2 separate regions of the Homo sapiens genome follow, and region 2 is linked to region 1. A link is an interaction called in ENCODE POLR2A ChIA-PET data of the cell type or tissue named here. Cell type or tissue: OCI-LY7. All regions are shown on one strand. Each heading gives the region's core, and the rest is flanking DNA. Links, peaks and the distances in the headings are about the cores only.

Region 1 (10,867 bases), core at 1-8,000:
GAAAGAACGTCCAATAAAAGGGGGTGAGCTAAACAATTACAGTGCGGCTGTACATGGCAGGGCAGGGAAAAGAGCGACGTGGAGGCCCCATGACCCAGGGAAACCCGCTGAGTTTACACCAAGGATGATGCAGAGCTGTGTGCGATGGCGGCTCACATGTCCCTGTGCTCAGAGAAGGGAGGACGTGCAGCAGCCCACGGCTCCCACAGATGTGCTGTCCACTAAGCTCACCCGACTCCACTCTCGGCTGGTCTACCGCCTGAAGTGACTGTAACAGGGGACACGGGAAGGGAGCTTTTCAAGCCCCTGCACCTGCATGTGAGTTCACTCACTCACGCACTCCTTCTGCTCCCCACACTCAGCCCAGTCCCACTGGCCTCCCTGTAGCTCCCACCTCGAGACCCTCACAGCAGCTGTGCCTTCTGTCCGCAGTCTCACCCCTGCTGCCCTGCAGGAGTCTGTATCCTGGACATCACATGGCTTGGCTGGGTCCCTCTCTGGACCCCTCTCTGACTCCCCACAGGTGGCTGTGGCCATGGCAGTGAACGGAGTCAGGGTGGCCAAGCTCCTTCCCTTGCCTCTGCGGTTGTGAAGGCACCAGGGTCCCCGACTCATATCAAGCCTGGCTTACTCTTCATGCTGCCTTCCTGGGCTGTGTGGCTTTTCCTCCTTCCTTTGAACCCTTCCTGGTTCAGAGGATGCTGTTCTGTGCCTATGTCTGCTGACCTCTTGCAGCATCTCAGTTTTTTCCTGGGAGTCCTCGGGCCATCTCAGGATCCCCCAGATCCCCGACAGGGTCTGGGGGCCTCTTCCCTGCTGACACCCTAAACTAGGGCATGAGATTTTGCCATCTCCAACTTAGGGCCAGGGCCACTCCATTTAACTCTAAATGTGTGGGTGGGCCGGAACCCCCCTCCATGGCCCTGGCCCCAGAGGCCTGAGGCCTGCCACCCACCCAGCGGGAGTTCTTTATTCCTGCACCTGAACTTCTCCCTTTCTTGGCTTTGAGCTCAGATGTGTGTTTAAAAACATAACTAAGTAATTCTATATACCAGCCACAAAGGAGGGAAGGAGACTTCTGCAGCAGCCGAGCCCACCCCAACCAGAAGTCGACCTGTGTTCATCAGAGCCGCAGCCCCCAGCACCCTCCACGGGGTGATGCTTCAGACAAAGGTCTCAGACGCGACTCAGAATGCACGCGTCTTGGTTTCCACTACCTTTCCAGACTCCATCAATGGCAGGCTGTGCGGAGAACCCCGTTCTACCAAACGAACCCTAAAAATTAAGGGAACAATTTCAGTACAAAATTTACTACACAGGTAGTAATGTCTGAAAGGGCAGATCATGACGTTGGAAATGATCACTCTGAGGGTCTGTTGACAACAGTCAGGATGTCAACCTTTCCACAGCACACCTGCCATGAATGGCAGGGACACCCCAACCACGCTGCGGTCCCAAGTGCCGCCACCCGCATGCACTCGCCACCCACCCCATGTGCTCACAGCAGCTCACTCTACATTTCGTTTAGGTCCTCCCTGAACCCAGCAAGCCCCTGGCACCCAGTAAGCTAAACCTAGTGTTTACATCAAGCTACAGTGTGGCCATACTTGAGAATCCAGGACTGGGATCTGAGCTTCAAAGCTGGGAGGGGCCCTGATACACATCTGACCACAGACCAGCAAGCACACACTGTATGCACCACCATCGTTCATCAAGATGAAACTAAGTCAGATCCTATGACAGCATCAGGTAAGAAACGTTCTTGCCAGTAGATGGATAACTTGTCTTCTATCTGTCCCTATCCCTCTAAAAACCAAATGTCACATGGGTCATCGGGTAAGAAACGTTCTTGCCAGTAGATGGGTTACTTGTCTTCTCTCTGTCCCTGTCCCTCTAAAGAACCAAATGTCACAGGGGCCACTCTTATTCTTCCTGGTTGTGTGACAGATAAAGGGATGTTAACTGCAGCCCTGGGGACACGGGCGCACAGAGATAGACACTGAGCTCCCCTGGGAGGCACGCCCGGAGTGGGGCACACAGCTCTCCTCTTCCTCTTGGTGCAGATGGCCCAATGTAGCCAGCTGTCCTCTCATGTGCCCATCCAGGTGTCCCGGTAGGCCTGACTTGGCCCCGCCGTCCTCTAATGCCTGGGTCCCGGGGGTGCATAGTCAGTGCAGACCTGGTTTGCATCACTTTGCCACTGGGTATCCATGGGGCCCAGGCAGGCTGGGAGCATTACCTGTCATGGCGCAGTGCCCGCATGTCCACGTAGACGGTTGTGGGGTCCGGGCCAGCTGTGCCCTGGAAGGAGAGCAGCAGAGGAACTTCTGTTCAGGGGCCTCACTTAACATCTTGTTTCTACAGGTACAGCTGCATGGCAGCTCCTCCCTGGCCCCCGGGGACACCCAAGAAGGTAGCAGCTCTGCTCCCTGCAGTGAGTCCGCCTAGGGGTTCAAGGTCCCCCAGGCAGTCTGATGCTTTCCATCCAAACATCCACAGAGCTTGATAATATTGAGCGAAACACTCAATGACTCTGAAAACACCAAATCATGCCACTTTACATTTCAGTTCTAACAACTTTCTATTCCCACTGGTCTCTTGCTGTGATGAAAACACCATTAGGATTTGAGGGGCATTTCCACCATGCTGTCAGGCAGGGCCTTGCCTCTCACCAACCAGCCTAATTCTACCGGGGACTGCTCGCAGCCGAGACTCACTCAGGTGAGATGGATGGCAGCCTTCACCTTTCTACTCTCTTCCTTTCTGAATCTTACAGTTAACATTAATCCCGACTAAAGGACATTATGTGTCATTTTATTCAATAAGGAACATCAATTAAATGAGTACTCTGATCAACATCACCCTTAAAGATCCCAGACAACATAACCTGTGTCTGCACTGGAATTAAACACCTCTGCACTGGAACTAAACACAGCCCTTCCTCCCAAGGCAATGCTATGAGCATTAACATTTTTTGAAAATAGTTTTACTTTTAAATTTGGTTACAAGGGAGCTTTTGTAATATGTCAAGTAATATCCACTGTGAACAAAGTAAGACAGCAAAAGAAACATGTTTGTCTAGAATTCACGAGAAAGTCACATGAACTCATGGGAGGGGGAAGCACAGAGGCACCAACAAGGTCAAGGTCAAGGTCATACCTGCTCAGCCAGCTTTCCCAGCCTGTTGGGCTGACAGAGGCCAAGGAGGCAGCAGAGTGAGACAGGGAGGAGACAGCCACAGGAAACACACACAGAAGCAGCAGCCACATGAGAAACACAGGGAAAGAGAGAGCAAAACCCACCTCTGTATCTTAAAGAGCAAACGTGAACATCCCATTAACATCATTTCTGCAATCATGTGTGGCATCCATACCCTTCCGACGTCTAGCAAGGAGGCCCCAGGCTTGCAGACGCAGAGCCGCTAACACAAAGGCCGGCACCCACGCTCAGCCACAGCCTACACAGGAAGCGAGCTCACAAAAGGCTCCCGCCCGATCTCCTCTGCTGCGTGACAAGGGTCTGAGGCTTGAGTGGTCAGGGGTCTTTTTGTGGTGAAGAGGGTGTGAGCAGAGCCCCCGCCCTGCCCTGCGTGCACTGCCACTGTGATGGGGAGGCACAAGGCCAAGCAAACACTTTGGAAACAGAGACAGACCTGCACTCAGCCCTGCTCTGGCACGGACAGGTGCCATTTCCTTCCAGCTATTCTTGTACTATGTGGGTGAATAAGGCGTTCAATATGTAGGGTTATCTAAAAAGCCATTTGGTTTTAAGATGTTTTTAGAAAGAAATGAAATTGAGATACTAGTACAAAATCTGGGCAACAGCTGTAGCTATCTGAGGAAGCAATAAACAGAACTGCCGTGAGCTCTTCAATCTCTGAAACTTGGTGCTACCTATGTTTTTTTTTTTTTTTTTTTTTTTTTTTTGAGACAGGGTCTCGCTCTGTCACCCAGGCTGGAGTGCAGTGGTGAGATCTTGGCTCGCTGCAACCTCCTCTTGCCAGGTTCAAGCGATTCTTGTGCCTCAACCTCCCAAGTAGCCGGGACAACAGGCGCGCACCACCAGCCAGCTAATTTTTGTATTTTTAGTAGAGACGGGGTCTCATCATATTGTCCAGGCTGGTCTCGAATTCCTGACCTCAGGTAATCCGCCTGCCTCAGCCTCCCAAAGTGCTGGGATTATAGGCATGAGCCACCACTCCTGGCCTGAAACTTGGTGCTTCCTTTTAATAAGACATTTCATGGTTTCAGAAATGAATTTGAGTCAACACAAATTACCACATTTATTAATGTTTCAATTTAATATTGCTAGATATCTTAAAACAGTAAGTTCAATCTTGCTTTAAGAACTTAGCTGTGTTTTATATCTAACTTAGAGAGTCTTACAGTTATTAGTCACTGTTCAAAAACAATGTGTTTTTTTTCCAAATAAGCCTTTCTCCAACTAGAATAGAACATCTTTAAAAATAAAACCCTTGAAGCTAAAATGTTACATGGAAATGAGATATCAAAGGCCCAGAGAAGGAGAAATAGATCAGGCGGCTACAAAACGGCACATTAACAACTGGGAAACTGGGTCTCCATGCTGCCAACAGCCAGCTTTCGAGAACCGCAGCCCCAGGCACCTCACCTGGAGGCAGATGGCCACGTTGACCCTGCACCCGAACGTGGTGCTTACGGCGCGGGCCGGCAGGCCCAGGTCCTTGAAGAGCTTGGAGAAGGACTGGGTCAGCGCAATCCTGGGCCGCTCCTCGGCGACCACCATGCACGTGCGCACACATGACAGGTTCACCCCCTTCATCTGCGGGAGGGGTGAGCGGTCAGGCCACGGCCACAGCTCAGTGAGTTGCCAGGGCCCTGGGCACTGTTTTGGGAAATCTCCGGGTGGGCACACAGAGGTGGAGCTGGACACCAACCTCCTCTCCGCAGGCTGTGTCTGTTCCACAGAATCCTACGTGTGGATGCGCTAAACGATTCCCATCTGACCTGCATCCCACACCTGCCCTCCCACGCGGCCAGACTTCCACCCCGCTATCTCGCAGGGACCCTGCCCTACCCCCCACCCTCCTCTCCTGCGGGGTGTGGAGCTGCAGAGACAGGTGGGCCGTGGGAGGACAGATGTGTACATAGGGCCCCTAGTGGGAAAGGGTTTTCTCTACTTCCTCCAACTGCAGGGAGGGGCCTTGGGAGTCTTGTTTTGTTTTGTTGTTTTTAAACTTCCCAGGGCTGTGGTCTGCAGCACACTCAGAAGCCCGGGTCTGGGCACTCACCCTGAGGACACCCGTCTGTGCGCCTAGGCCCTTGGTGCACATCTCCATCACAGAGTAGGAGCAGAAGGTGACGCGGGCCTTGTACTGGCTGACGGCCGACAGCCACAGGGACACGTTGCTCTCCAGCTCCAGCGGGGGCACCAGCACTGATTGGTGTCCCGAGTAGACACTGCGAGAGGGAAGGCTCGTGAGGCTCCGCCCGCCCACCCAGCACCCTGGGCACTCCACTCTTCCCTTCCTCAAGAACACTTCTTTTCCAGCCACAACAGGGGCATGATTTCTGTTCTGACGCCAAGTGGGGGGGTTTGGTGGAAAACATGCCACAGGGTGAAGGTTGGGGGATGGCAGGCACGGGGTTCTGAGCTCTGCTCCGAACACTTGGAGAGGATCCGGGGACACCACTCCAGAGGCATTCACTTCTAGAGACGGATCGCCACTTTCTAGTGTTTGAAGGAATCAAGCAGATTCTTCCCAAGTACTGATAACGGACAGTGTATTTAATGAAAAATGTATTTTCACTCAATTTCAGACTCAGACTCCAACCCACTTCATCCCCAAACAAACCCACTCACACACATCTCATCGGCTTCCTGAGCACCCAGAAAAGGTGCCTTAGAAGGCCAAGGTTCCTAAGAGCCACACGAGCTGCTCCCACCTGGCAGGCAGCAGGGGCCCTGCACTCACCTGCACAGACACCACAGGGCAAAACCAAGGCCACAGTAGGGGTCGAGGCAGATGGCGATCTGCCGCGAGGGGTACAGCTCACACTGCAGCTTTATGGAGCGGCATAAGGCGCTTGTGGCCGCGTGCGACATCTTAAGAGTAAAATAAAGTTCAAAAAAAAAAAGTGAAATGAAATTCAGGAGGGGAGAGGGTGGATGGCAGTGTCCGCTGTTCACATGGCTAGACCATAGCTCCGAACTACCAAACATCATATTTATTTCCTTAAAAGACGGTTGGCTCAAATCCCCATATAACCTAAATAATACCCAAGAAATGGTACACTAAAAATCTTTGAAACAAAATTTCAGGGTAATGAATTTTTAAAATTTTTTTCTTTTTTTTTTTTTTGAGGCAGAGTCTTGCTCTGTCGCCCAGGCTGGAGTGCAATGGCACAATCTCGGCTCACTGCAACCTCTGCCTCCCGGGTTCAAGCAATTCTCCTGCCTCAGCCTCCTGAGTATCTGGGATTAGAGGCACCTGCCACCATGCCCAGCTAATTTTTTGTATTTTTAGTAGAGACGGGGTTTCACCACGTTGGCCAGGATGGTCTCCATCTCTTGATCTTGTGATCCACCCGCCTCGGCCTCCCGAAGTGCTGGGATTACAGGCGTGAGCCACCACGCCCCGCCTGAAAAATTTTAATTGAGCTATTGACTCCCAGCAAGGTAAGAGATTCTTCAAAGCCACCAGTTCCTGTAAGCTAGACAGTCATAAATCAGAAAGTTTAGACATAACCATAATGCATCAGAAAACGCATTACTCTCAGGCTAATCACATCTTAGCATTTATTGGTATTTAACACAAATCTTAAGAAGCAAAATTGTTGCTTTGTGCTTTGCATAAGAAGGACCTGTCAGTTTAAATCTGCATCTGACATCCTTTCTGTCCACTCCTCCTGATTTCTAGGGGCTGAAGCAAACAAGATTTCAGAGGACCTACCTTCACTCCCGCTAATATCCCAGTGGTTGACACGCTGAAGTCCAAGTATGCGAGGACATCGGGGGAGGGGGGCCTGAAAACGCTTGCTATCTTCTTTTTTGGGATGTCATCTGTTAAACAGGAGACACCAGCAACATTAGTGTTCCCACATGTATTCTGAACGCTCTGGGCTTTCACAGGCAAGAGGCGACACATGATTTGTCCTTGGGAGTCCTGCAGAGAGTGAGCTCAGACGGGAGTGGGGCCGTGACGATGCAGGCTGTGCGTGCTCAGGAAAGCGTATTTCATTCTTCATGGAAACGCTACCCGGTCCCACCAAGACCACACTGAGCCTGTGGGGATGGGGGACGAGGCAGGGCGAAGAGGGGAGGCATCACGTCACTGACCAGTAGGAAAGATTAGAGGACTAGGGATTTGCCAAAAGTCACAGAGCCTATGGCAAAGCCCAGATGAGCCGAGTCCCGACCACAGCAAGAATAGCTGTGGACGGGCTCTGGGTTCTGCGTGCTTCATCAAGTTCTCGTGGCCCCATGAGCCAGACACCACTGCCTCCCTGGGTGCAACTGGACACAGGCTCAGCAGGGCAGGCACCGCTCCCCTTGAGGCAAGCCCGTGAGGCTTTGGGGCCCTGGCCAGCTGTTTGGCTCTGAGCCTGCCCTCCCCTACACCAGCTGCCCTGGCCCAGCCCCATCCAGCCCAGGCTGAGACAGGTCCACGGCAGAGGGGAGCCAGGGGGGTTTCTGACCCTCACCCTGTTGGCCCTCAGCATTTCATGGGGCATGACAGCATTCACCAATGATGGGGACAGGGATGCTGGAGTGGCGGCATGCGGTGGGAGCTGTGTCCTCAAAGCGTTTGCAGAAAGCCTCAGAGAGCTGCCAGCCCCCATGCCAGTAGGAGGCGGGTGAGAGGGGCAAGGCTGTGCTCCACACCACTTGGGACTGGGTGCGGCTGCTGTGGGCTGAGTGGAGCGTGGGTTTACACATGGGACAGGGACCCCTACTCCCCACCAGGGCCCGGGGCACCCCCTGCTGTCAGCCAGGCTCCTGCCAGGACTGCTCTTGCCTCACGTGTGTTTTTGGACGGCAGCCAGGCCACACCACACCTACAACAAAGAAAGGAAAAGGGACTGGTCCTGGGCAGTGCGAGGACACGCACCTGTGTCTAGGATGGTGGGCCAGGTCCTGATGTCCACGGCAGCAGCAGCCTCCTTGGACCTGAGCAGCCGTGTGACAGCCTGCGTGGTGAGGACGCATGCAGACTTGCTGACCTGCATGGCGAGGGGCCAAGGGTGGGTGGGCGGGGCCTCTCAAGCTGCCCAGAAAAGGGGGCAGCGGAGGGCAGCCTTGCAGCCTCCCACTCACAGACTCTGACCCGCGGGCCAGGTAGGCGCACCTCCACGATCATCTTGACGGTGGGCAGTGTGGTGCCGAGGTTCTGAGGGTGCGGGGGCCGCACGGTGACAGGCACGCAGCCACAGTACAAGCAGCCATAGAACGCGGCAATGAGGTCCACCCCTGTGGAGACAAGGACTGGCTGTGAGGAGGCCGGCCGCAAGAGGCTCCCACCAGCCTCTGTTCACTGTTCCTGCGAGAGAGGAGGGGAGGTGGTGCTGGGGGGGCATGGGTGACTCCTGGGTTTCCACAGGGGTAGCTGAGCTGAGGAGGCAGACACATGCAGAGAGGAGGGGCTGAGCTTAGTTTTGGAAGATGCTTCGGGGAGGGAGTGTCTAGGGGGCTGCTTAGGATAGGAGGCTGCTTACAAAGAGCTGCAGGTGGACAGCCCCACAGTGAGCCCACCTGGTGGGTAGACCAGAGCCACATGGTCCCCAACACTCAGTCTTCCCTTCTCCATCAGAGCCGCGGCCACTCTCTCAGCCCTTTTGTGCAGCTGGACACAGGTTGCAGTGCTTGTGACGGTGCCCTAGGAAAGCGATCTTTGAGCTCATCTGTATGCTGGTGCGTGCAGGTGGGCTGTTCGCAGATCTGCGTGCACACCACCTGCACGCCACTGCACACGACACCTTGTGATTAGCGTCCATGATAATGACAATGTGTCAGTCCTAGACGTACGGCTGGTGTCTTTTTTTTGGTAGAGATGGGGTTTCACCATGTTGGCCAGGCTGGTCTCGAACTCCTGACCTCAAGTGATCTGCCCGCCTCAGCCTCTCAAAGTGCTGGGATTACAGGCATAAGCCACCGCACATGGTCCACGACTGGTGTCTTTTCTCACCATCTGTACTCTCTCACTAGCAGTGAAGGGACAGGCATGCAAGTATCTCCTGTGTGGTCCCAGCTAAGAGGGAGAGATGCGGGCACTCCATTCACCCAGGGCAGAGCCAGAAACACGTGGGTAAAGAAGACCTTTCTGGCCTTTTCAATAAAATATTCCATACGACACCATTATAAATACATAATAAGCGATAAGCAAACATCCCTGAATTGTACTACTTTCCATGCCCACAGGTCACCTGCACTGAGCCTGGGCGTGTGTCATCTGCAACCGGCTTTCTCAGAGGCATCTGTGTGTCTCCTCTAGGACTGACTACACCAGCTCCTTCATTCACCCTGTCTCTCTGCTGAGGGGCACTGGGGCTATGTGACCAGTTCAAGGCAAACAGAAATACCTGGTAACCCTACCTCTCTGCTCAGGACACTCATCCTCCCTGATCCCCTGCCAGGCCTCGCAGCTTTTTTAGTCCTTCTTAAGAAGATAAAAAGTGCAATTCAGTCTAATAAATATAAAACTCCAGAGCAGACCAGTGTAACATCAAAACTCCCTGTTTCTCGATTGGTGGCTTCTACTGACAGAAGGCAGTGGAAGAGAGAGACCAGTGGACGCACTTATGTGCTGTGTCCAGGCACAAGGGCTGGGCAGATCCTGAGATTCCAAATCCCGGAAGCTTTGCCAGTCCATATGAGTCAGGGCCCCATCAGGACAGAACCTGAGATCTGGACTGGGACTCAAAGCCCGCAAGGTCTGGGATCCCACTGCATCCTTAGGGAAAACCCAGCGACCCCCAGCCTTATCTGCATCCCCTACCTGGGACCACCTGGCCCCCACCACACTGGCCTCCTTTCCTGCCTTGAGCCACTGGGCATCATTCTTCATAGCCCCTGCTACCCAGTTCCATTCAAAGCCCCCTCCCCAGCACTCCAGGTTACATCACTCCACTGTATTGATACTGAGGTTCACACCATAAGCTGATTTTACCTTGGTCAATGATAAATCACTGGCTGGTTTGTAGGCTTTAGAACTCAATCAATCATAAAATAAATGTTTACTGGGCATGGTTCTAGATGCTTCCAATACACCAGAAAAACAAAGTCTCTCTCCTACGGAACTTGTTTTCTAGCAGGAAAGACTGATTTTAAGCCTCCTGAGAGTAGGGGTCCTTTTAATCTTATTACTGTGCACTGTGCACATTGTAGGCATCATTAAGTATTTTTTTAATTCGAATGAGCAGCACCAAGAGCTAGAAGAGCATATTCTAAGCCACAGTGACCTACTCTTTACGACACCAAAGCTTAAGAGTTCTTACAGCTTGTATGGTGCGTGGGACAGGAAGCCTTGCAGGGTTTTAAGTTATTTAACTTTCTGTGTTTCCGCATTTCGCATTCCTGCCCACAACCTGAATATGAAGATTACAGCTTCTCCTTCTTGACATCCTGAATGTTCCTAGCACAGTGGAATGCACACAACAGGAACTTGAAACACATGAGAATTTCCAAATCAGCAGCAGGAGCAGGGCAGGAAGCAACATTTGTCATTTAAAAGCTGTAACCAAATGTAGAAATTCTAAATGGCTAATTTTTTACAAAATAAACATTTCCTTTTAGCTCACAAACTTAGGAATATTTACATGTATACTGTTTTTAATTTTAAAAACTTGAGCTGATAAAAATTTTCCTGCTAAACACAAAATCAATAGAAATA
Region 2 (16,346 bases), core at 3,776-11,775, 200 kb after region 1:
GCTGTCCCCATTGCAGCCTGGGGGCTTCGGGACAGCAACTGCCAGCCTGCCCGTCCGAGCACAAAGCTGTCCCACTGCGGCCAGGGGGCTCCGGGACGGCGACTGCTAGCCTGCCTGTCCGAGCACAAAGCTGTCCCACTGCGGCCAGGGGGCTTCAGGATGGCAACTGCCAGCCTGCCCGTCCGAGCACAAAGCTGTCCCACTGCAATTAGGCTGAAAACCTAGAGCGCCACACCTTGTTCCAGCTCCCTCCAGACCTTTTCGCCCAGTGGAGCCCACAGCGCCTCCTCCCAGGAGCCTGCCCACCTTCTACCCTCCAAGGTGTCTGGCCTCACAGGGACTGCAGATGGCGTCACTGCAAACCCACCTGCTCCGGGCCAGCATCAGCTGCAGGGCGCAGTCTTCCTTCACGTGGAGCGCAGCAAGCTCCCCGTCCTGGGCTGTGGGCGGCTCCCGCCCACACTGGCTGCAATGCAGGGCGTCGTCTGAAGTGAGGTCCTGTTCCAGCTGCTGCAGGCGGCCCTGCTGCTCCGTCAAGGACCTCTCCAGATCCAGGATCTGGGCTGCCTGTTGGTCCTGAAGCTGCCTCATTTCAGCTTCTCGAAGCTCAAACTTGTTTATGATGGTCTGTTTCTCGGATTCAGCCTTTTCTCTCAGTTCAAGTAGCATCAATGTTAACTTCTCCTCAGCTTCCCGCTGTAGCTCCTCCTTCATAACTTTCCAGTCCGTTTCTTTTCTTTGGAATTCCTGTTTCATCAGCTCAGTCTTTTGCTTAGCATTATTTAGTTCCTTCTGGTGGTCTTCAATTAGATTGTGTTTTACCTACAGACAACATAATTTCATTTAGGAGGAAAGACGCTAATGGAAGAGATTATTAGAAGAGACAACCCAAACCCACCTCTGAAGACAGGGAATTTTCACCACACACACACCCATTACGCTGCACACAGCAACAGGAATGATTCTCATGTTGATGACAATGGAAGAAACCTAAAGTGGACAAGTCTAAAACTAAATAAAATGCCTCCTACGTCCTGGCACCGAGAACCGACTGTTCTTTATCTCTGGAGCCCGTGGCCTTGACAGCAACCAACAACCGAAGGCAGCACACATCAGCCGAGCAAAGGCAGCAGCCGGAGGCTTCTTTGTTCAGACCAAGACCAGTGGCAGGACTCAGATCGGCCGCAGGCCTCTGTTAGGGGAACGCCAGCCCCACAGATAGCGCTGGGCCACTGCAGCAAGCATGATCGGATGCCCAGGAGGCAAGAGCAGCCAATGGTGCGATGCTCCCGATCTGTACAAGGTCAACGCCAGGACAATGAAAGACCTTGAGCAAGGGGTGGATGAACTGCAAGGCACACTGTAAAGGGATCCTGTGCAGAGGGGGATGAAGGAGAATGCAGAGGGCAAATATCCTAATCTTTTTTTTTTTTTTGAGACAGGGTCTGTCGCCCAGGCTGGAGTGCAGGGGCACAATCACAGCTCACTGCAGCCTCGAACTCCTGGGCTCAAGCAATCCTTTATAGAGACAGGGTTCTGCATGTTGCCCAGGCTGATCTTGAACTCCTGAGCTCAAGCAATCCGCCAGCCTCAGCCTCCCAAAGTGCTGGGATTGTTACAGGTGTGAGCCACCATGCCTGACTTCCTGACTTTCAAAGAGAAAAAAGTAGGTCAATAAACTACTGAACTCATCAAAAAGAAACAAACAAAAAACCCAAAAAAAGGCACGTAAGATTGACCTCAACTCCTTATTTAAAAATTAAGTTATTAAAGTTTAGGGTGCTACTTCTGGTGATGCCTGTGCACCTCGCCAGACCAGCCCTCCAGAGACAACCACTATGAACTGAACAGAACGTACAAAAAAACCTGAAGGCTGTGGAGAGATCCACAAGCAGACAGACCCTGCAGAGGGCTGGACATTCAGAAGGAAGAAACAGCACTGAGCCATTCTCTTTTTCCAGCTTTTCACTAAGAGTAGTATCTGTCCATGCCCCACACACAGAAATCCCAAATCCCTCACTGAGCCAGAGGAACTGGAGAGTGAGGGAGGAAAGAGAGCTGCAACGCCTGGGAAGGAACCCGCCCACGTCTCAGGCTGACCCCGATCTGTACATACGAGGGGCAGACTCCAAAAGCAAGCAAGCCGGCTAAAGCTACAAGAACTGAATTAACACCATGCCGCAGCCCAGCACAGACGCAGGGGAGCATGCAGTCTGAAGTCACCCGAGTGAACTGCCTGCTGCAACAGAAAACCAACACTCTCCAGAGGAGCAGGACAGAACCCAAAGTCTCCAAATCTATCACTCACAGTGTCCAGGATGCAACCTGAACCCAGCTGACCCATAAATAAGCAGGAAAACGTGACCCCTGCTGAAGAGAAAACACAATCAATGGAAACCAACACCAAGACAAAACAGATCATAAAATCTGCAGAGAAGGATTTTAAACATCTTTAAATCCTGAACAAGAAACCTGTCACCTTAGACTTTTTAATGCCACAAAAATACTCCTCAAGAATCAAGGTAAAATAAAGACTTCAAAAAACGGAGAAAATGTGTGCAGCACAGCAAGAGATGCTGAAGGAGATCCTTCACGCTGAAGGGAATGACGCCAAACACTCAGATCTTCAAGAAGAAATGAAGAGCACCAGAAATGGCAAGTATAAGGCCATTTTTCCTCTTAATTTCTTTCAAACACATGTTTTCCAAAGCAAATCTCCTGACACTGCAGGAGGCGGATGTGATGTCTAGTCTATGAAAACTGCAGCACAGAAGACGAAGGGGAGGTGACAAAAGCACCTGTGCAGTTAGAGGTCACAGTTTACACAACGCAGCATCATGGTGACTCTTAGTAGACTGTACTGATAAAAGACAAGGTTAAGAATGTGTATTCTTTTTTTTCTCTTTTCTTTGAGACGGAGTCTCGCTCTGCCGCTCAGGCTGGAATGCAGTGGCGTGATTGTGGCTCACTGCAACCTCTGCTTCCTGGTTTCAAGCGATTCTCCTGCCTCAGGCCCCCGAGTAGCTGGGATTATAGGCATGCACCACCATACTCGCCTAATTTTTTTATTTTATTTTTTAGTAAAGACAGGGTTTCCCCATGTTGGCCAGGCTGGTCTCAAACTCCTGACCTTGGGTGATCCACCCGCCTCCCAAAGTGCTGGGATTACTGGCCTGAGCCACCGTGCCGGGCCAAGAATGTGTATTTTAATCCCTGGAGCAACTATTAAAAACATAATGCAAAGAGGAATAACTTAATAGTCAACAGATACATTAAAATCAGTTCTAGAAAATATTCAAATAATCCAAAAACACAAGAAAAAAGAAAAAGCAGAACCATGACCACCAGACGCATCTCACAGAAAATGAACAGTGAAACGGAAGACCTAAATCAACCACACCAGTAATTACCTTAAACATTTATAGACTCAGCACTGCAACTGAAAGGCAGAGATTATCAGAATGGATTAAAAATTGCCAACTATGGCCAGGCGTGGTGGCTCACGCCTGTAATCCCAGCACTTTGGGAGGCCGAGGTGGGCGGATCGGGAAGTCAGGAGATTGAGACCATCCTGGCTAACATGGTGAAACCCCGTCTCTACTAAAAATATAAAAAATTAGCTGGGTGTGGTGGCGGACGCCTGTAGTCCCAGCTACTCGGGAGGCTGAGGCAGGAGAATGGCGTGAACCTGGGAGGCGGAGCTTGCAGTGGGCGGATATCGCACCACTGCACTCCAGCCTGGGCGACAGAGCAATATTCCGTCTCAGAAAAAAAAAAAAAAGCCGGCGCAGTGGCTCACACCTGTAATCCCAGCACTTTGGGAGTCCGAGGCAGGCGGATCACGAGGTCAGGAGATCGAGAACATCCTAACACGGTGAAACCTCATCTCTACTAAAAATGTAAAAAAAAAACTAGCCAGGCGTGGTGGCGGGCGCCTGTAGTCCCAGCTACTCGGAGAGGCTGAGCCAGGAGAATGGCATGAACCCGGGAGGCAGAGGTTGCAGTGAGCCGAGATCGTGCCACTGCACTCCAGCCTGGGCAACAGAGTGAGATTCCGTCTTTAAAAAAAAAAAAAAAAAAAAAAAAAATTGCCAACTATATGCTGTCCACATAAAATGCACTTTACTTTGAATAGATTAAAAGTAGGCCAGGTGCAGTGGCTCACATCTGTAATCCCAGCACTTTGGGAGGCCGAGGCGGGTGGATCACTTGAGCCCAAGAGCTTGAGACCAGCCTGGACAACATGGCGAAACCTCATCTCTACAAAAAATACAAAAATTAGCTCAGCACGGTAGTGTGCACCTGTACTCCCAGTTACTTGGGAGGCTGAGGTAGGAGGATCCCTTGAGCCTGGGAGGAAGAGGTTGCAGTGAGCCAAGACTGTGCCACTGCACTCCAGCCTGGGCAATAGCCTGTCTCAAAAAAAAAGAAAAAAAAAAAGGTAAAACGAATAAAAAAAGATACACCAGACAAAATGCACACGAAGGTTGGAATGACTGTATTGATAAAAGACGAGGCTGGGTACGGTGGCTCACGCCTGTAAACCCAAAAATTTGGGAGGCTGAGGCAGGCAGATCATGAGGTCAGGAGTTCGAGACCAGCCCGGCCAACATAATGAAACCCCGTCTCTATTAAAAATACAAAAATTAGCCGGGTGTGGTGGCACGTGCCTGTAGTCCCAGCTACTCGGGAGGCTGAGGCAGCAGAATCGCTTGAAACCAGGAGGCGGAGGGTACAGTGAGCCAAGATCACGCCTCTACACTCCACCCTGGCGATAGAGTGAGACACTGTCTCAAAAAAAAAAAAAAAACAAAAAAAAAACAGGTGTATTTTTGGACAGAATACTACAAGACAGAAAAGGGTGAATTTTTAGGAAGACATTACAATCACAAATGTGTACACGTGTAACAACAGAGCTTCCACATACTCAAAACAAGAATTAAAATTAACAAGAGAGAAATCCACAGTCCTCTCCCCATAATTGATATAAGGAGGTAAAATGGTGGCCTGTGAAAAGCATAAAGACATGAGCATCAAAAAGTCACCTGGAGCCAGGTTCGGTGGCTCACGCCTGTAGTCCCAACACTTTGGGAGGCCAAGGCGGGCAGATCACTTGAGATCAGGAGTTTGAGACCAGCCTGGCCAACATGGTGAAACCCTGTCTCTACTAAAAATACAAAAATTAGCTGGGCATGGTTGGGTGCGGTGGCTCACACCTGTAATCCCAACACTTTGGGAGGCTGAGGCGGGTGGATCACGAGGTCAGGAGATCGAGACCATCCTGGCTAACACGGTGAAACCTCGTCTCTACTAAAGATACAAAAAAAAAAAAAATTAGCCAGGCATGGTGACGGGCACCTGTCTTCCCAGCTACTCGGGAGGCTGAGGCAGGAGAATGGCATGAACCCAGGAGGCAGAGCTTGCAGTGAGCTGAGATTGCGCCACCGCGCTCCAGCCTGGGTGACAGAGCGAGACTCCATCTCAAAAAAAATAAAAAAAAATAAAAAAAATTAGCCAGGCATGGTGGTGTGCACCTGTAATTCCAGCTACTAGGGAGGCTGAGGCAAGAGAATCACTTGAAGCCAGGAGGTGAAGGTTGCAGTGAGCTGAGATCGCGCCACTACGCTCCAGCCTGGGCGACAGAGCAAGACTCAGTCTCAAAAAAAAAAAAAACAAAACAACAAAACAACAACAACAACAAAAAGTCACTTGGGAAGTCTGTCTTCAGCCAACAGTGCCAGAGAAGGCCACACACTGGTGGCTGCAGGTGCCATTGGCACATGACCATCGGCCCACCTACCGCCTGTCCGGCTCCCCACAGGGCTCCACCCTTACCTCTATTTTGCTGGAAGTCCTTACCAACACCTGCATTTAACAAACAGCATGGGATCAGACTTGCAGGTCATCATAGCTTCCTATGAAGCTGTCTCTTGATGGAGAATGAAAATCATTCTCAGGGAGACATTCACAGGGAGGAGCAAAGGGGTGGGAGAAGCAGGACACAAATAGAAATGAAAACACTGTCACAAGCATGAGGTTGAGTCAGAACACACATGACAAGACATGACAATTTCAGTCACTTTAACTCCACTGCTCTGGCACGGGATGGACCCTGAGCTGCCCCGTCGGTTCACTTGAACTCCACTGCTCCCGCATGGGACGGAGCCTGAGCTGCCCTGTTGGTTCACTTTAACTCCACTGCTCCGGCATGGGACGGACCCTGAGCTGCCCTGTCGGCTCACTTGAAATCCACTGCTCCAGCATGGGATGGACCCTGAGCTGCCCTGGCTGTAACCAAGCCCATCGGGCCATGTGGAGGCTGCTGTCGTGTTGCTTTGTCATCATTTATGACAGCATGGCAGTGTCCTCACACTCGCAAAGGGCGAGGGAGTCAGAGGGTGCCTCTTCCACAGGTGCAAAACAGCACAGGAAGAGCCTGGGGAACGCGGACGCAATTTAAGACTTGGGGTGAGCATCAGAGGCCAGCCACGTGCTTGGCACCCGGGCTTGTGCCTCCTCCCAGAGCCCTCTTAGGACACCTGGACAGTTTCCCTAAGAAATCTTGACTCAGAGGGCCGGGCGTGGTGGCTCACACCTGTAATCCCAGCACTGTAGGAGGCCAAGGCAGGCAGATCACTTGAGGTCAGGCGTTTGACACCTGCCTGGCCAACAAGGTGAAACCCTGTCTCTACAAAAAAAATACAAAAATTAGCCAGGCATGGTGGCATACGTTTGTAATCCCAGCTATCAGGGGACCACTTGAAATCAGGAAGCAGAGGTTGCAGTGAGCTGAGACCATGCCACTGCACTCCAGCCTGGGCAACAGAATGAGACTGTCTCAAAACAAAACAAAACAAAAAGAAATCTTCACTCAGAACTTCACTTTCGCCCCGGTGCTGACCCTGACAAGATTCTATCCAACCGCCACCCACTACTGGCATTGCCAGGAATAGTTTCAAGAATTTACGGGACTGTCGCCCTTACAAATGTGCCATGTACAGCACTGGGCTGTCCCCAGGATGCCCCTCCATACACAAGGACACAAGCCTTCCAGGTGGAAGAGAGCAAGGACTCGGGCGGGAGGCGCTGGGCTGTGGAGTCACGACTCACCTTCTCCAAATCGTCCTTCAGACGAGTTTCATGCTGCAACTTCCCATACAAATTTCTATTTTCTATTTTTAGGAGTTCAATTTCTTCTTTGAGCTCAGTCTGAAGAAGCGAAAGTTGCACCTTGTGCTCAGTTTCCAGACCCAAGACTCTGGCTGCCCGCTCTGTGTCGGCCTCCAAGTCCCCGTCCTGCACACCCTGGAGATGCACCCAGGGAAGCTCTGTGTGGAAAAGGAGCAGGGAAGACAGTCAGGCCGGTGCCGGCCCTCGATGGAGCCCACAGTCCGCACAGGCAGAACGGCAACCTATAAATGCTTCTGACAGCAGACACTGTGGATTTTCAAGCTCTGTGCTGACTCAGTGATGAAAGCAGGCATGGCTCTCTCAAGTCTCCCCTCCCTTTCGGGACACCTCCATGCTGCCCCAGCACAGTGCCGTCCCGAGTCACAGGGATGTCCTGGGCCCACACGACAGCCACACGACCCGCCCAGGCTACTCCTTCAGGTCAGGTGTGACATGTGACCCTCCATGAGTTCCTGAGTGAGCCTCATGCCTGTGACCAGATGTGGGCACACATGTGTCACCCAGGGTCTATGAGGCAGCCACAAGGACAGGGCCTGAGCTCAGGGGCCTGCCAGGGTTCCTGTCCCAGCACCTCCCCCTGCTGTTCTGTGCCCAGGCACGCTACCCCCACTGGCCCATCTCTTCTTCTGCAGAAGAGGAAAAAAGCAGAAGGGACTAGGTGCTGGCCAGGCACCAGTGGTGCCAACGACCATGGGCATCAAGGGGTGGCTGTGGGGACAATTGTGGTGCAGGGCAGGCAGGAGTGAGGACCAGATGCAGGCGCCGCTGCACCACCCCCAGCTTGAAGGAGGCCCAGGCAGGCCCAGGCTTCTCTCAACTTGGCCACAGCCCAGAATGGAGTCAGACCACACACCTCCCAGCAGGACCCGCGGCCTCAGCCCCTCACCCCCACCATGGACGGCAGCCCCACCATCAGCACAGTCCACGCCAGTGGCCAGGGCCGCCTGCCCCTCCTGGAACCCGTCAGTGGCCACTGTCCGGCGCCATGGGACCGCGACTCTGGGATGACTGCAGTTTCCTCTCCGTCACCTTCTGACCCCACAGCCCTGTGCCCCGTGCCCTGCCTGGACATCCCACAACCTTAGTCTGACTAGGCGAGCTGGGGTACCTGGGCCTGCTGGGAGCAGAGCAGGATCCTGGAAAAGCCTCCCCTGGGCCCAGTGGACACACATTCTCCCTCCAGAGGTGAATGGTCACCATGTCCATCCAGCAATCCCCATGACCCCCAGGGTGGCTGCCCAGGTCAGACCTGCCCTGCTGGGGCGCTGGCCCAGGACACGCACTCCTGCCCAGCCAGTGACCCCGCCTCTAACGCCAAACCCTCATCAGGACACACTCTGTTGAGGTGTCAGCCCCAGAAGAAGAGGTCGGAGCACTCAGCTGCTTCACGGAGGACTTGGATCGAACCCAGGCACCCAGGCTCCCCGAGAACGTCCCCCAGACCCGGGACCTGCCGACACCATGGCGAGGCGGGAGGGGCCCACCTTGGCTGTGCCCTTCAGAGGGTTCCAGACGCCACTCGTGTCCCAATGCTGAAGTCTCTACGCAGCATCTGTCTGAGACATGCCCCTCGTGCTGGATGCAGAGGGGAGACTCCAGCGCTTCCAGCTGGTGCCTGTGGCTTTCTTCTAACTCCGCCTGGAAGCGTGGCAGGCTCTCCTACAGAGAAACCACGTGGGACAAGCACGTTAGTGAGCCAAGCTACCTCGCTCGCAGCTATAACCCTCAAAGGTGTTTCCTGCTATGCACAAAGAAAACTCAAACCTCACTAGGTTCATGAGACCACACGCTGCGCCCTGGTGAACCCCGCCAGCCCACTGGCGTGCTCACATGCTCTCCCGCCCACACCCGTCTCTCAGTCAGGCCTCCGGAAGACATACAAGAATTGGTGGCACTGACAGGGACTGGTGCTCCTCAGGGCGGCAGGGCCCTGGACCGGGCAGACCTCTCCTCAATTCTCTCAGCAGCAAGGTCGGTAGGGCACGTGCCCCTCGCGTCTCCCCTGGTGGCCTCACATCTCAGGGCTGGGCTCTCAAGGCCAGCCTCCTGTGACCACTGCCCACTAACAGCTGGGTCCTCGTCACACCCACGCGCAGAGGCAGGGGTTGGCTCTCAGGTGATACACGAATGCCTGGTGGGGCTACCCACCCCAGCCCTTCCTGGGTTCTCTCTGGTGCAAGGCCTGCTCGTGGGAAGGTCCTGGCTGCCTGTTCCAGCCGGGCCCTTGCCCTTCTCTGGCATTTCCCCCATAGCCTCTTGTGCAGCAAATTCTGTGTTGGGGTCCGCTTTGCAGGGAACTCAAACTGGCACACAGCCCGCTGCCACCCTGCCTGGACACCCTGTGGCCTCCAGCAGGCCCAGGGACCCTGCTCCAGAGTGAGGGCTCCTGGCCGCTGAGCCCAGATGCCCCGAGTTCCCCTCCACTGGTTCCACCGTGCAACAAGCCACGCGGTGCTGCCCCTGCGTCTCCTCCCTGCCCTCCCGTGTGTCCCCCGGAGCCCGACACCGGGCTTGCTCATGCTGCACATCAAGTGCTCCACAGCCACACATACTGCTGGGCACCACACTGGCAGCACAGACCCAGAACAGTCTACATCCCAGAAGCTCCGTTTGGACAGTTTGCCCCACAGAAGTTAAAGGTGACAGAAGTCGCAGCACGGAAGCAACTCAAGGAAGAAACACAAAAGCCAGCAGACGCTCCGTGTGGACTCAAAGCAAAGACACAATTTCACACCCTTTGAACTGCCACTGTCAAGTCTGACGAATGCAGCCCACTGCAGGGTGGAGGCCTTGCCCACAGCCAGGGCATCCCAGGGCTGAGGGAGGGGCTCCGGCTCCCCCGGCCACCCCCTTTCCTGATCAAACAGTGCATGGTGAGGCCCACCGCGGAGCAGCAGTGAGGTCGGGGCAGCATCCGCAAGCAGCCTTCCTCCCCTGGACAAGGTGGGAAGGACGGAAACACAGGCTCTATAATGTGGAAGACGCAGGGCTGGAAGGTCAAGAGCACAGGACTCCCCCACTTCTCAGCGCGCGGCCAATTACCTTATGTCGCTCAGGCTCGAGTTCATCAACGTGATCTTTTCTTCCTTTCTCAGGTTTCTCTTCTAAACCCACACAGGACAACCTGAAGGGAAAACATTTTATAAAAGCTTTACACACGTACCCCTTTTCCATGTGTGCGCCATTCCCTCCCCAGGACCGACTGCTCACAGCAGAGGCGCCTCCTCGTGCTTCCAGTCAAGGACGGGCAATGTCCATGTGCGGGGAGCCGTGGCAGTCACAAAGCCAGAGACACGGCACAGGGACATGCAGGTCTGGAAGAAAGTGTGCCCGCCACTGACTCTCTCTCTGTCTCTCTCACACACACACACACACACACACACACACACACACACCTGGAGGAGAGTGCCCCTGCCACCAACACACACACATGCCTGGAGGAGAGCGCCCCTGCCACCAACACACACACACGCAGGCCTGGACAAGAGCGTGCCCACTGACTCATGCACACACACACACATGCTGGCCTACACGAGCGTGTCCACCACCAACATGTGCACGCAGGCCTGGACAGAGTGTGGCCACCAATGGCTCGCACACACACATGCAGGCCACTCTCGGGTGCCCGTGCCTGTGTCATCTTTTAAATCTGGACCATAAAATGTGTTTGTATAAAAGGCCATTGGTGCCTACTAGCATGAAATCACCAACAAAACTACCCCTGAACTCAGAGCCTGGCCCCTGTATGGCAGAAACTCACTGAGGCTGGAACTGCTTTGCTTACCCAACTTCCACAGAGTCCAGAAGAGCATCTTCCCTCGCCCCCTGCAGCCTCTGCTGTAACAGGGTTAGGTCTTCTTGGTAAGTTTTCTCAGCATCCCTTAACTTCTTTTCAAAATAAATCCTCAGTTGCTCCAGTTCGGACTCATGCTGGGTTTTTTCTCGCTGCTTCAGCTGTTCTAAATCTTCCACACGAGAGGTGCGCGCCAGGAGTTGCTCATGTAGCTCTGCAACATAACGGAGTCAGGCAATCGTCTTAAAATGGGACACCCACAACAAGCCAGGCGAGAGGCAAGAGCCTGGTTACCTGTGGTGGGGGCAGAACTCGGAAAAGGGCCCATCCCAGAACCGGAGAGGGATGAGGGACCCCTACGGCTTAGACTCTCGTACGCCCCTGAATGTGGAGAGCTCTCTCCAAGCGGTGGCAAGAGCCACAGGGCTGGGAGCAAAAGCAGCACTCGAAGTGGCAGGGATGTGGGGGGCACAGCCAGCAAGGAGACAGACGATGGTCCTGCAGCCCCAGGAAACTGGATCCAGACCAACCTCGAGCCCAGAAGCAGGCTCATCAGGTTGGCACACGACAGCTGACACCTGGATGTGGGCTATGGGGGACCCTGGACAGAAAACCCAGCTGTACCATCTTGGACTTTCTGTAAGCTGACAACTGTGTTGTTTTAGGCCACCAAGTTTGTGATAATTTGTTACACAGCAGCAGAGAAGCAACACGGACCCTAAAAGAACTTGTCTCCATGGCTACTATGGTCAGAATACAGCCCGCTGCTCTACAGCAGCTGACAGCCAGCAACGGGCACCCCAGAGAGGGCAAATCGGGGTTCTCTGCATGGGTCCCGAGAGGCAGGACAGAGACAAGCAGAGGACCAAGCCAGAGCCGGAGCCCGCGGGGAGCAGCTGTGCCTGTGGCCCCCTCAGCTTCTCTCTTCTCCAGCCTCCAGCGACAGACAGACCCCCAGAGGAAGATAAATCGACATGCTCTCAGCTGCACCTGGTCCCGGCAGGGCGCAGGGCTGGGAGGCGGAGCCAGGCCTGGTGCCCTGGTGACAGTGGCAGTGTCTCCAGTTCTTTCTCCTAAGTGCTCTTTGCTTCAAATCCCACCACCCACAAGGACAAGTTGGGCCAAAAGGCTCTGTCGGCACATGAATGCCAGGAGACACGCAGTGGCTCACCCTCCTGTCCTGTGGACCTGGGCGCCGGTGCCTGAATTGGGCTTGGCCAGCCCCTGCCCTCAGGCACCATCCAAGCCTGCTGCACAAAGACCTCTCTGACACGGAATGGGGGGCCTGGGGTCGGGGTCTCCAGAGGTGCTCAGCTATAAGGGGACACCTGGAGCAGAGCTGCCTTCAGCAAGTGGCCTGGAGAGCTGGGGCCACAGGAGCCTGGCAGCAGGATGTGGGGCACTGCCCTGTGACCCCAGACACCAGGTGAGCCCGCACTTGGACAGCACTCAACCGTCCTTCCGAGGCAAACGCTCAGCACCACTGGTAAGCTTTCCTTAGACATGAAGGCACCCCCTGCAAGTGTTGCTCTTGGCCTTGAGGGACACACAGGTGCACGTCACTGCTGCACTGACTTGCTTAGCATAAAACCAGGGCTCTCTCCCACAAAGCAAACCTCCACTTTCAAACCAGACACCTCAACCTTCAGGATGTCAAACAGGTAAATCCACTTTTTTGTGTTTGCTAGAATTGTTAAATTCTGGCTTGGTGTTACAACAATGAAAAACACACAGCTTCAGCTTTTGAGGATCTGAATTTTCCAATACAATTCCTCACCACTCAATTCCTGTCTACTGGTCCTGGCAGAATCAAGCTGGGACCACAAGCGCCTGATCTCTTCTTGTGATTGTGCCTTCAGGTCTTCATATGATGCTTGAAGATTCTCTAACTGGAAAAAGCAAAGTGTCCAGGTGAAACCCTAATGAGCTCAAGGCCCCCACCCCAGCAGTGACGTGTGCGGTTTTATCCCTGCCACTGCGATCCTAAGGGTAAAAGCTCACATCCCAAACCTGCAGCTCGGAGAAAGCCAGCCACAGCAGAGACCGAGAGAGCTCTGTCCGTGACAAGAGGGATCGGTCAGCGCTGACCCCACAAGGCCAGGCACTTTCAGAATCTCAGGAACTTCCAGGTCTGTCTCAGCTGAGGAGGTGGCACGGCCAGGTTCCATGCCGGCCGCAGCGGTGCAGTTTCATCTTGTGCACCTCCCTGCTTCGGTTTAGGGTCATACATACAGACTGCTGAATGGAATTTAGGGAGTCTTACTAGCCCACAGTACCCAAGACTCCCAAATAGGAGGTCTCTCAGTTTCAATACTTCTACATTAAGGAAGCAGGTACCTCTTACACCGTGACACTAAACTTTTCTGTACAATCAGCAAGAGCCCAGCCCAGCGCAGCATGGCGTGATTTCCTCCTGGGCAACGCTGCACCTGGGGCTGGCCTGTCCTCCTCATGGAAACGGCTCCTCCTACCTTTCCCAATCATGGGCATCAGGACCAGAAGATGCTACCAGCCCCCTCTTTCCCATCTCGGAGGGAGAGCCTGGAAGGGACCAGGGAGAGACTGGGGGTGTGGAGTGAGCCCCGGCCTGGACTCTCTGCAGGAGAGGAGGGTGTGTGGGCACCAGAGTCCCGCTGGGAGACACAAGGGGCCCAGGACAGGCCTCCCTAAGACCCTAGACCCCAACTACTTCCATATTCTCATGTTTGTAAATCTTTCACACACCACGATTAACCCTATCTCTGATTTATGCTTTAATTTCTTCAACTGATTCTTGGGATACTCAGTTTGAGTCTCAGGTTTGTCAGGCCTCCAATGAGGACCTGGCCACATCAACATTTTGATTGTAGTGCTTCATTAGAGAAGCATCTTGAATACACACAGCAGAAAGAAATGCTTGTTAACTTTTCCTAGGAATCTCGTGTGTACTGGATCACGGTTAGAGGATGTGGCCTTACACTCCTACCTAGTGTCTGCGATTTGTGTAACTGTCTCAGGGACGCCTGCAAAGAACATGCATTCCTAAGTACAAGATTGAACGTAATTATTAAATCAGTCTCAGAGACTATATCCTTACACTTTTATTCACCACTAACACTCTATTTATTTTTTTATTTCATTTTATTTTATTTATTTGCTTTTGAGACGGAGGCTCGCTGTTGCCCAGGATGGAGTGCAGTGGTGAGATCTCAGCTCACTGCAACCTCCACCTCCTAGGTTCAAGCGATTCTCGTGCCTCAGCCTCCCGAGTAGCTGGGATTACAGATGCCCACCACCATGCCTGGCTAATTTTTGTCTCAAACTCCTGAGCTCATGATCTGCCCACCTTGGCCTCCCAAAGTGATAGAGTTACAGGCGTGAACCACTGTTCCCAGCCAGTCTCTTTAAATTTAGAACTTAAGTTTTAGCAAATAACACAATACGAAATAGCCCAATTCCAAAATCTGTTAAAACTTCCCTAATATACCAAGTAATTAAATAACGAAGCTGCTGCCCACCTCCAGCTGTTTTTCTTTCTCGCTCTCTTTGAACTTGAACTCCAAGTCTTCTAAACACCGGCCGTGCTCGGACTGCAGGTCTTCACGTAACTTCTCAATGGCTGCTTGATGATGACTCTCCAGGTTCCTAAGGGCCCCTAGAAAGGTAAAGCAATGGCACTTGGTTTACAAGACATCACTCTCCTCAACAGCGACCTCAGTGACAATAATGGTGCACCCAGAGCGCTGCCACCCAGAGCCCCATCCTGGGCGCCCCCGGGCCCCTCGTTTGAGCCTCACATGCCTGATAGCACCAGGGGACATCGCCTACCCATGCCACCCACCATGAGGGTCAAGCTGGAACACACAACCCTGGAGTATGAAAAGTGAACAACCACAAAGCTGCTGCTTTGTAATAATTTAGCAACTGAACATGCCAAGAAAAATCTCTGAAACAAAGATCAGGAAGGTTTAAGGACCCTGAGAGACCTGTGACCCATGACGGCCACCAGCGTGTCACACGTGCATGGGGCCATCCAGCATTTAGAAGGTAGGAAACGTGCGCAATGACGCATGGTGACATGAACGACATTCCTTCCAGTACTACCTAGGAAAATTCAGTCCCACTCCAAACTTGCTCATTTTCATTACTTACGTTCAGCCTGGTTTTTGTCTTGAAAAATCTTCTCCAACTCAGCTCTCTGTTCTGCCAATTCTTTCTGAAACTGGTTTTGTAAATCCTCCATTTCTGATTGATGCTTTGCAGACAGTTCTTTGCGTAGATTTTCTAAACATAAATCTTTTTCAGATTCCCAATCTTCCTTCAGGGTCTAATTTAAAAGAAAAAAAAATTAAACTCAATAGTTGATTATCTGTGCTAAAGAAATTTAAATCACACAGTCAAAACCTCTGAGCAGGCCAGGCAACGTGGCTCATGCCTCTAATCCCAGCACTTTGAGAGGCTGAGGCAGGCAGATCGCCTGAGCCCAGGAGTTAGGGTTACAGACCAGCCCGGGCAACATAGTGAGACCCCATCTCTACAAAAAAAAAAATACAAAAATTAGTGGGATGTGGTGGCATGCAACTATAGTCCCAGCTACTCGGGAGGCTGAGGCAGGAGGATCAATTGAGCCCAGGAGGTCAAGACTGCAGTGAGCTGTGATTGTGCCACTGCACTCCAGCCTGGGAGGCAGAATGAGACCCTGTCTCAAAGAAAAAAAAGAATGGGCAGTCATGGCCCCCAACTAAACTGTCCTGACAGGCCTTACACCCAGTCTCTCCCCTGAATGCTGGCAGGACAGAAAAGCAGAAGCATCCAGGAGGCAAGCAGTTGAGGAAAAGTGAGCAAGGACCACCCACCACAAAACAGACTGCCATCTGCACACGAGGACCACCCACCCTGAAACAGACCAGCCTCTGCACAGGGACAACCCACCCTGAAACAGACCAGCCTCTGCACAGGGACCATCCACCCCAAAACAGACCTGCATCTGCACAAAGCGAGAGGACCACCTACCCTGAAACAGACCAGCCTCTGCACAAGGACCACCCACCCCGAAACAGACGAGCCTCTGCACGCAAGGCCTAATCCACACAGTCACCCTCAAAGCGTTAGTAATACATCTCCCTATAAGTCCCAGGGGCCAATGGCAACTTTGCCAACCTCCACCCAAGGGCTGGGCTCTGTCCCAAGTGTTCTGAGAAATGGGTCTCACTGCCTGCGTCAGAGGAGCAGGTGACCGGAACACAACCCCAAGCCTGGACTAACACCCATCGTCTGCCAAGGGCCTGAGAGCTGCCCAGATGCCTGACTCAGGAAGGGCCTCCACACTCAGCATGGCTGACAGCTCAGCCCTCTAGCGGAGGGCCTGGCAATGACGGGGCAC

What was found. Peaks named below come from ENCODE experiments on the same cell type or tissue, not always from the same donor. Only the 100,000 strongest peaks of a DNase experiment are listed, where the experiment ranks them.
Region 2: POLR2A ChIA-PET joins it to region 1 with 10 read pairs; 2 of 35 experiments call an interaction of 5 or more read pairs at or near these places.

What each region holds. Positions count from the first base shown.
Region 1 is chr21:46,552,156-46,563,022 of GRCh38, reverse strand. It overlaps DIP2A (disco interacting protein 2 homolog A), which reads right to left. Exons shown (of 38, transcript NM_015151.4): 26 at 8,731-8,854; 27 at 8,327-8,448; 28 at 8,090-8,201; 29 at 6,932-7,041; 30 at 5,954-6,084; 31 at 5,270-5,438; 32 at 4,630-4,800; 33 at 2,240-2,301; 34 at 1,218-1,275. Among named protein-coding and RNA genes, the nearest start is that of S100B, 47 kb to the left of the region's middle. In OCI-LY7, for the core only: no CTCF peak of the experiment used is centred there; DNase peaks (open chromatin) are centred at 2,382 and 3,442; H3K4me3 peaks cover 1,666 bases; H3K27ac peaks cover 2,317 bases.
Region 2 is chr21:46,347,956-46,364,301 of GRCh38, reverse strand. PCNT (pericentrin) reads right to left here. Exons shown (of 47, transcript NM_006031.6): 7 at 15,116-15,290; 8 at 14,482-14,618; 9 at 12,762-12,873; 10 at 10,976-11,198; 11 at 10,234-10,315; 12 at 8,676-8,850; 13 at 7,111-7,328; 14 at 368-822. Among named protein-coding and RNA genes, the nearest start is that of PCNT, 32 kb to the right of the region's middle. RefSeq lists enhancers at 407-907, 7,400-7,479. In OCI-LY7, for the core only: a CTCF peak has its summit at 7,707; DNase peaks (open chromatin) are centred at 6,631, 7,211 and 7,661; H3K4me3 peaks cover 1,670 bases; H3K27ac peaks cover 3,118 bases.